2 separate regions of the Homo sapiens genome follow, and region 2 is linked to region 1. Evidence: chromatin contacts called from ENCODE Hi-C or POLR2A ChIA-PET data. All regions are on one chromosome and are shown on one strand. Each heading gives the region's core, a stretch centred on a gene start or an enhancer-like site at or near the end of the contact. The rest is flanking DNA. Distances are from core to core; before and after follow the strand shown. Region 1 overlaps CBL (Cbl proto-oncogene). Region 2 overlaps ARHGEF12 (Rho guanine nucleotide exchange factor 12).

Region 1 (4,697 bases), core at 1-2,500:
ACACTGGCAAAATAAAATGGACTTAAAATGAAAATGAATCTTAAAGCTCTGCTATTCTCTGTAAGAATATTTACCTTCTGTTTTTCTTATTCTTTACAGGTGAGAATGATTAAATACTGCTAATATAAATTTTTTATATTAATGACACATTTTTAAAATAGTCCACGAAAATCTCACCTATGTGTTTGTTTTGTTTTCTTCTTAACACTGATATACAAATTGGGACTCTTCATTCTGGAGAAAGCATCAGGTTCTCTCCAGCACTCCCAGGCTAAGAATTTCAAAATCTTGAATAAGGAGGACTTTAAAATTTCTGTCTCCCAATTCTTTATTAGTTAAAGGCAGGGGAAAACTGAGGAAAGGGTAAAAGATAAGTAAGATGTCATTATATAGAAAAACTTTTGCTAAAGCTCACTATAGTCACATTACTGAGGACAGGCTTCTGGTCCCATGTTCCTTGCTGCCCTTCCCTGGGGAAACCAGGCCCTGCAGAGGGCACTAGCTGCTTAATGCTTTAAGTCTGAAGCCTTCAAATGAAAGGCCAGCCACATCTGATGGGGGCTGGGGGGTGGGGGCAGGAGGTCTAGACCAGTTCAGGATCCAGCAAAAAGAAAAGACAAAGCCACCAACCTCCCCTTCTCAGGAGAGTCCATCCTATACTCCTCGACACAACTAGGTAATTAATGTCATCAGAAGGCTAGGACACTTGGAATGGTCCAGAGTTTACCTGGGAATTGTGAAACATTCTGTCTTTTGCAGGAGACAAGGCATGCAACCTGATAACTAAGCTTGTGATTGGAACCAACCAAATGATCCCAGGGTACAATGCTTCTCTCCTCCACTGAAGTCTCACAGCAGGGGAAAGGGACTCCAGACACACTGCACCTGCATGTCACCTCTCCAGTCACAGAGAGCATTCTTTCCTGTCTCCTAGACACTAAGGACTAATGAAACTCAAGGTAGAGGAGCTCAGACTCTGGTATTTCCATATTAAGTCCTAAAATGCAGCCTGGGATACAGTGCTGCCTTAGAAAGGCACAAAACATTTGGCTTTTTTTTTTTTTCAGTGTGCTAAAAATTGTTTTGTTTTGAGTAAAGGAAAAAGATATATAAGGTTAAAAATCCCAAGTCACCACAGCCAGAAAACAGACGTAGGAGGTGCCTCATAGCTGCCATGCCCCTACCACATGTGTCAGCAGGAAGTCAGGCTTTTCTTTCAAGGCCAAGACACTAGAACAGTGCTGAGCAGGGTAGGTCAGGAGGCATTTACTCTCATGGGCATTGCGTTGCAGGCTCACTCACCCAGACAGCAGGAGAAACAGGCCATGGAAGACAACACGTGGTCTACAGACTCATAAGTAGTTCTCTGCCTCTCCAGTTTTAAGATGGCCATAAGCATGGCCACCCTCACCCACAAGAAGGTCAGAGGTAGGTAGAGAGGAGGGAGCTGACACACAGGCACCCAGGACACCCTGCTTCAGGGCTCAGCATGGAGGTGGCACAAGGCCTGAGGAGTTGCACATAGCACGCATTGAGCAATACTCCTCTCTGGCCTCCTGTCTGATTTAGGGGCAGAAGGAGAATGTAGGAGAGGCAATGTTGGTGGGGAGGGGGCGGGGCCTGACATTCATTTTTGGGACTGAATCAGGCAATCAGGACTCTGCTGATTTCTTCAGCTGCCAAATCAGGAGATCTGAGGTTGGCTTTTGGGCTTTGCTCTGTACAAACACAGGGAGTGGTCGGCTGCATTTTTCTCAAGCTCTGTACCCAGGAAGGGGCGGCAAGAGCACCACACAGCTTAGTCTGTCTGTCAACAGCCGGCCCTTCCACCCGTGCTCCCCACCTGACTCGCCATGGACATGCGGGGCTTGCTCTCCCCATCCCTATTTCCCCATCTCCTACTCTTTTGCTACTTTCCAGAACCAAGAAATACTGGTATTTCCCACTGGAACCAACCCAGATTTCCTGGGACACAGTGAAGGCACATGGCACTGCTGTCCCTCTGCTGCTTAACTCAGGAGCCTAGTCTACAACATCAAAGGCAAAGTCTGATGACCCACCCTTCCTCCCTTGATGGACATCTTTGGATTATTAGGTAACTTCTGTGTGTATCAAATGACTCTAGTAGTTTAAAAAACTTTTAAGTAAGGCAGTATGAAATACCTTACAACTCAGGACAGGCTCTGAGATGAGAGAAATATAAGATCAAAAGATTTAGGCAAGCAAAAGCATAGTTTTAAAAAAAAACAGAAAAGGAAAGCTTTTATATAGGACTAAAATGAAAGCAATTGCCAGAGAAGACACAGGTATACTGTCTAAAGAGCTCTCGGTAAAAACTCTATCCTAAACTGGAATCTATATTTAATTTCTATCCTGGCAACTGCTCCAATATTATATATTCTTACTGGCTCTGGCAAAGTAGTTTCTGAGGTGCCTAGGAAGGCTTGCCTGAGAACATTACTGCAGAGCGGCCCTCACACAGGAAGGAGCGAGAGGGTGAGGAGGAGAGTGGAGGAGACAGGCCACAAGCCCAGAGAATGAACATTTTCAAGCACTCAAACCTGAAGAGGACCCAGAAGTCCATGGATAGTGGCTACAGTGGAACCCGTTATTAGATTCTGCTCTCTAAATAAACACGGAAGAAGGCAAAAGACCTGAGGCTGAATGGAGGCTAAGGAAGGCTACCCAGGAACAGGCTAGCTCTGGAACAGGACAGGCTGGCCCACAAGAGGGAGGGAAGAAATCTTGGATGCGAAGACTGACAAAGGGAAGAAAAACAGGAAATAAAGAAGACAATGACCAGAATTAAGTTAAACCTAAGAATTTCTATGATGTCCCAGACAAACTCCTGTGCCTTCCTGTCCACTAAGCAAAAAGGCAGGAGTAGTGGCTTTACTTCTTGAGTAGAAGCCTTTTTAGGGTGTCTGTGGAGTCTCTGCTCACTTCTCTGAGAAGCTCCCTGTCTCCAGCTGAAGGAGCCTGCCACATCTCTGCTCTCCCTGGCAAGGCCAACTGCTCAGAGATAGATACTTGATCAATGTGCTGGGCTGAGTGTAGTTTTTTTTAAGAATACGAAGTATGGGCCGGGCGCGGTGGCTCACGCCTGTAATCTTAGCACTTTGGGAGGCCGAGGTGGGTGGATCATGAGGGTCAGGAGTTCAAGACCAGCCTAGCCAAGACGGTGAAACCCTGTCTCTACTAAAAATATGAACATTAGCTGGGCATGGTGGCAGGCGCCTGTAATCCCAGCTACTCGGGAGGTTGAGGCAGAGAACTGCTTGAACCTGGGAGGCAGAGGTTGTGGTGAGTTGAGACTGCACCACTGCACTCCAGCCTGGGCGACACAGCGAGACTCCATCTCAAAAAAAAAAAAAATTAAGTATGGGAAATTGAGAATTTGTTCATGGTGATCCCCAGAGTTGGAAGGTGGTGTAGACTTGAGGACTAGAGTGCCTATTTGGGGGCCACATATACCATAAGCAGACTGTGAAGCGGGAGAAAGGACTAGGTGCAAAGCTCTGCAGTTCCAGCTCCACCCAAGAACCAAAGGCACTTCCCGTCCTGGGTTCTGCGAAATACCCTGCATCCTTACCACAACTCCACTCCCTCCTTTATTCCGCTTGAACATTTCTGTTTCTTGGATCCAAAGAATCCCTAAGCAGTCAAAAATATAACCTTGACCGTCCTTCACTATCCACCACCCTCTAGGCATTAAGCCGTTCTATGTATTTCCAACAAAACACTGCTCATGGAGACTGAGTTCAAAGGAGTGATAGTAATAGTTTATGCTGAGTTACAGTATTTTAGATTGAGCTTCTAAAGCTCTAAGGTCTGGTAGAATGATGTGTGGACACTAAGCTTTAGAATCCCTAAACTCCTTGCTCTGGGAGGGAGGTAAAGGCTGACAATTAGGGGACTGATGGAGTTCAATCTGTATTAATGTCTGGCTCTTGGAAGACCCAACAACTGACTAAAGGATCTTTGGGTCCTGAGACCCGAAGACAGGGCCCACACCTCCAGCCCTTCTAAAACATAGTTAGCCACAACGGTTGTTGAAAGACTGGAAAACCAATTCCAAATAGTACAGGACATGGTGACAGGTCCCATAAGGGTGATACGAAAATCCTCCCAACAAGGGGGATTAGGGACGTAGCAGCTCAGGAAAAAGTTCAAGGAAGGCACTAGATTGGAAAGGGGAGTGTGGGCAGATGCTTTGCTTAAACATTTAATGCCCTACTGTGCAACTCTGAGCCAACTTACCTTTCAACTCACCAAACAGATTCTAATTATGTTGGAACAAATTCCAACATAAAAACAGTCGGTATCCATGACACTTACACCAAGGAATCTCCCAGGCATTATCAAAGCTACAGGAGACAACAGGGGATAATGGGAGAATCTTGGCCTGTTATTAACCAGGATAGCTCTATGAGGAAAGGTAAGTCTACATGGAAGAGCTGTGAATAAAAATTGCACAATCTTACTGGGAAGAGCTATTTTAAGGTCAAACGCAGAGGCTATGACAGTCCAAGTACAATCCCCCAAACATTAGTAAACTACTATGTGGCGCCAAGGGAAGGACACATACCTGACATTTCTGGCACATGGTCATCACTCATAAACATTTGCTGGATGAACAAACAAACTGTTAGAGCCAGACCAATAGTCAGAAAACTATTTTTCAATGAACAGTGGTC
Region 2 (4,697 bases), core at 1,569-4,068, 1.0 Mb before region 1:
CTCACTTTAATCTTCAGCACAGATGAATAAATATCACTCTATCATGTAAATTTCTTCATTTTAAGATATAATTCAGCAGGTAGCAAGAGCTCAAAATAACTGCCAAGACAATGACCTACACAGAACAGGCATTCAATATTTACTGAATAAATAAACAAACTGATGTTAATAAATACAGAACTGGACAAATTCTGAGTGATCGAAGGCAGATTTAAAAGTATACTGCCAATCCAAACTAACCCATTTTGTGAAGAGATGTTCCACGGTCTGAATTGAAATAACTCTTAAATCTATTCCTCACTCGCAAACGCATTTAATTCTAACAATAGCCTGAAATATAAAAGATAAGGAATATTATCACAGCAAGGGAAAAAAACTATCTTAGCCACAGCTGCTAAAAATACATATGGATTCAAAAAGATCTTACAAGCACAGATGAAAGTTCTAGCAAAACCTAGCTAATTCCTGAAGTTTAAACAATAACAGCTACTATAACTTACTGAGCTCTCTCTTACGATGTGCTAGGTACTCACACACACTCTCATTTAATCGTCACGACAATTCTGCAAAGTAGGTATTCTTCCCATTTTTACAGATGAAAAAATTAAACTGCTGATCAGAGAGGTAAATTTGCCCAAGGTCTCCCAGCTAGTAACAGAACAAATGCAACACACCAAAACCCAGGCTCTTTTCTCTATATCATGCTCCTTCAGTTCCCTTCCACTGCTCCTCTCTTACAAGGGCTAAAATATATAAATAAATACATACACACACATACACACACACATAATTAAGGGCTGAGATATCTTTTCCTTTAAAAGCTACTTTTTATCTCTGACAAAAAATGATAGCTTCAAAAAAAAAGTCGGCCAGGGAGTCAAAATTAATATAATTACTATTACATATCCATATAATATTTGACTTACTTTCTATTTTTGGAAACAGAATTGTACCTGGTTCCTTTTAAGCTATAATTGTATGGTGAGAAGCTTCTCCTTTTTTACTGTTCACATCCAGGCAACACACCCAATTTAACTTTATACACTGTCTCAAGAATTCTAATCATGCAGGGCTTCCTGGTAAATACAGTAACTACTATAGAGACCTCAAACATTCCCCCAAATTGTGCAACTAACAATTGCAACTAAAATACAACCAAGGTACAAGTATATTATCCTAACAAAGGTACACATTGGGTATCCCTTACCCAAAATGCTTGGGGCCAGAAGTGTTTCATTTTGAATTTTTTTGTGTTTTGGAACATTTACATATACATAGTAAGATATCTTGGGAATGGGACCCAAGTCTAAACACAGAATTCATTAATGTTTCACGTACACTCTATATGCACAGCCTGAAGGTAATTTTTTATTATTATTTTTTTTGAGACGGTGTTTTGCTCTTGTTTTCCAGGCTGGAGTGCAGTGGCATGATCTTGGCTCGCTTGAACCTCCACCTCCCTGGTTCAAGCGATTCTCCTGCCTCAGCCTCCCGAGTAGCTGGAATTACAGGCATGTGCCACCATGCCCAGCTAATTTTGTATTTTTAGTAGAGATGGGGTTTCTCCATGTTGTTCAGGCTGGTCTCAAACTCCCAACCTCAGGTGATCCGCCTGCCTCGACTTCCCAAAGTGCTGGGATTACAGGCTTGAGCCACCATGCCTGGCCCCCGCCTAACGGTAATTTTATACACTACTGTAAATAATTTTGTGCATGAAACAAAGTTTGTATTATGTACTTACGTGTAGAATTTTCCACCTGTGGCACATGGCACCCAAAAAGTTTCAGATTTTGAAGCATTTCTGATTTTGGATTTTTGGATTAGAGCTACTCGACCCATACTGACAAACTATTACCTCTGAAACTAATGTTCTCAATTGTGATACAACAACAGAAAAACAGTATGAATCATGGCAAGTCAAACTTATTCTTCTTGGGCAAATTTTTATTTATTTATATTTTAAATAGACTATATTGTCACAAGTAACCAAAACCAGAATCAACTCCACTAATTCTGTAAAACTGGTTTTTCCTTCCCAAGAAAAACTCAAAATTAAGTAATTTTATTTACAAGCCAATGATAGCTACTTTTCTACTGTAGTTCCTACATGGACTCTGAAATGAGACTAGCAATATAATGTAATTAGAAAAAACTAAAGCTAACTGGATATCTATAAAGACTACTTTAATATAAGTGTCTCTGTACACAATGAAAGAAGCTAGTTAAGGAAACAAAATTAATTTGATAGTGGTACTATACTAAAATATTTCCATCATGTTATATACAATAATTATTTATTTCCTAATCTGCACAAATCCTCTTCTGCCACCTCATTGTCACCTGAAAATCTACAAACTGAAGAGATTATATCTGTTTATTTTGTGTCCCACTGTTTATTACCTAACAATCCCCCCAAAAAAAGAATGTCCTGTGAAACGGTAATCCTAGATCCATAACAGAATGTCTCATATTCCCTACAACCATGGAAATGACAAACTTACTGGTTATACTGAATGCTCATAAAATCTACGACATCTTGAATCAAAATGGAGGCTTTCAGGCCTTCAAGACAAACTAACCTGAGCAGCTGAAATTGGCATTAATGATTTCTAAACTAAAATTAGATAGATGAATTTCTTTACTTTTATATCATCTTAGAGATCATCTTAAAGATATGATAGATCCTTTCTCCACAGAGCAAATGGCATGGGTGAACACAGGATTTTTATAAATGATTCTGATGTTCTTCTCCAAAGAAAATAACATCACTGAGAGCTCCCAGAAGACTTGGAGCCATTAAGAGCTGGGATTCCTTTCAACTGGCATCATTCCAACAGAGGCTCAGTGAGAAATGAAACCTCTGCAAATCAAATCTGTTGCAATGTTATTTTTTCCAGAGGTTAATTACCTGCTTCTGCTACACACACACACACACACACACACACACACACACACAGACAGAGAGAGAGAGAGAGAGAGAAACAGAGAGAGACAGAGAGAAAGAAAGAAAGAAAAAGAAAGAGAAAGAAAGAAAGAAAGAAAGGAAGGAAGGAAGGAAGGAAGGAAGGAAGGAAGGAAGGAAGGAAGGAAGGAAAGAAAGAAAGAAAGGGAGAGGCTGGAAAAGTAGATGGCATTCTGTTGTAAGCCTCCTCCAGAAATACTCAAAATGAAATCAAAACAAGTTCAGGCTGTCAAATTCTAGATACGCTCTATGAACGTGCTCTGCTGCTTGACACCTGTCAGTCTATATAGTACTATTACCTCACCCTATCAGACAGTAATAATTTACTATGAGAAGTCACACGTTCAGACTTTATCTCTTAAAAATACTTAGTGAAATACTTGTAAGTGAAATTATGATATCCAAAAACTGCTTCAAAATAATCTAGTGAGAAGGGGGGAAAGAAAACAGATAAACCAAGATTGTCCGTACATTAACTGCTGGAGTAATAAAGGGAACAAGGGAGGTTCATCATACCATTCTCTGTACTTCTGTTTATGTTTGAATTTCCCACTAAAAAAAAAGAAACTTTCATAGACTCCAAATAACCCATTTAACAAGCATTTACTGAACTTGTTGATGTAGACTATATTATTTATTGTTCCAAATTATTTAACCTCCACTTTCCTTAAGAGGATTATACAGCCTTATCTGTTATCATGCAACTTGCAATGCCACCTGTGGAAGGACTATACATCCTTACCCCACTGACAGTGAGCTCTGACCATATGACTTGCTTTGGCCACTGACATGTGAGCTGATGTGACATACAACATGACTGAGTGAAAGCTTTAAGAGCCATTGTATGTCTGCATCTGTTTTCTTGCTCTCTCCCTCATCCACAATAATGGCACAGCCCAGACAGGGGATGCTCCTTGAGCCAGGGTTCCAAAATAAGAAACGTGAAGCAATGCTGCAGTCAATCCACAGCTGACAAGGTGTAGCATAAGCAAGAAGAAAAGCAGTGTTGTAAGCCACTGAAATTTGATAGTGTTGCTACAGCAGCATAACCTAGCAAAAGAAGACAGATACACTTATTATGGAGTAGGTGCAAAAAATAAAATTATAGGCTGGTATATATTTTTAAATGTTTCAGAAGATAAACCAAAAAAATTAACTATTGTTACCTATGAGGAGAAGGTATGAAAACTAACAGGTGTGTAGGAATACTTTTTTTTATACCATTTTATATGATTTGAATTTTCTGTGTGTGTATGCGTGTGTGCGTTTAACCTGAGCAGCAACATCTGGGTAGTTGGATCATTTGGGCCATTTATTTTTCTTCCTTCTGCTTTTCAGTATTAAAAAATAAAAATATAATAAGGCTACCGATAATTACTTAAAAATGAATAAGAACTATTCTTATACCCTTGAAGAACTCACGTATTAGCTAACAATTTAGCTTTAAATAAAGCCTTCCCCCATTCATTGTTAATTTTTTTAACGTCCAAGGCTAAATACTGTATATATATATATATTTAGGAGTATGACATACGCCATTTCGTTTTTTTTTTTTTTTTTTTTGAGACGGAGTCTCGCTCTGTGCCCAGGCTGGAGTGCAGTGGCGCGATCTCGGCTCACTGCAAGCTCCACCTCCTGGGTTCATGCCATTCTCCTGCCTCAGCCTCCCCAGCAGCTGGGACTACAGGCACCCGCCACCACACTCGGCTAATTTTTTCTATTTTTAGCAGAGACG

Evidence for each region. A loop is a pair of places that touch in the nucleus more often than their neighbours do. ChIA-PET counts read pairs that join two places held with the same protein, here RNA polymerase II (POLR2A). Pooled maps may share reads with other maps.
Region 2: a loop to region 1 is called in a map of gastrocnemius medialis, with 4 times the contacts of the local background. The contact joins two enhancer-like sites. A Hi-C loop is called at or near these places in 1 of 168 maps with a recorded cell type or tissue (gastrocnemius medialis) and 1 of 50 pooled maps. POLR2A ChIA-PET finds 5 or more read pairs at or near these places in 1 of 52 experiments (PC-9).

Annotation. Positions count from the first base shown.
Region 1 is chr11:119,303,309-119,308,005 of GRCh38, reverse strand. CBL (Cbl proto-oncogene) reads right to left here. Exons shown (of 16, transcript NM_005188.4): 16 at 1-4,697. Among named protein-coding and RNA genes, the nearest start is that of MIR6756, 7.4 kb to the left of the region's middle. RefSeq lists an enhancer at 773-1,518. Within about 2 kb of position 1,250, at least 10 of the 41 ENCODE cell types and tissues checked have a DNase peak (open chromatin) inside an H3K27ac peak, as active enhancers do; they include gastrocnemius medialis, where a contact is called at or near this core.
Region 2 is chr11:120,345,530-120,350,226 of GRCh38, reverse strand. All of the region lies in intron 1 of ARHGEF12 (Rho guanine nucleotide exchange factor 12), which reads right to left. Among named protein-coding and RNA genes, the nearest start is that of ARHGEF12, 11 kb to the right of the region's middle. Within about 2 kb of position 2,818, at least 5 of the 41 ENCODE cell types and tissues checked have a DNase peak (open chromatin) inside an H3K27ac peak, as active enhancers do; they include gastrocnemius medialis, where a contact is called at or near this core.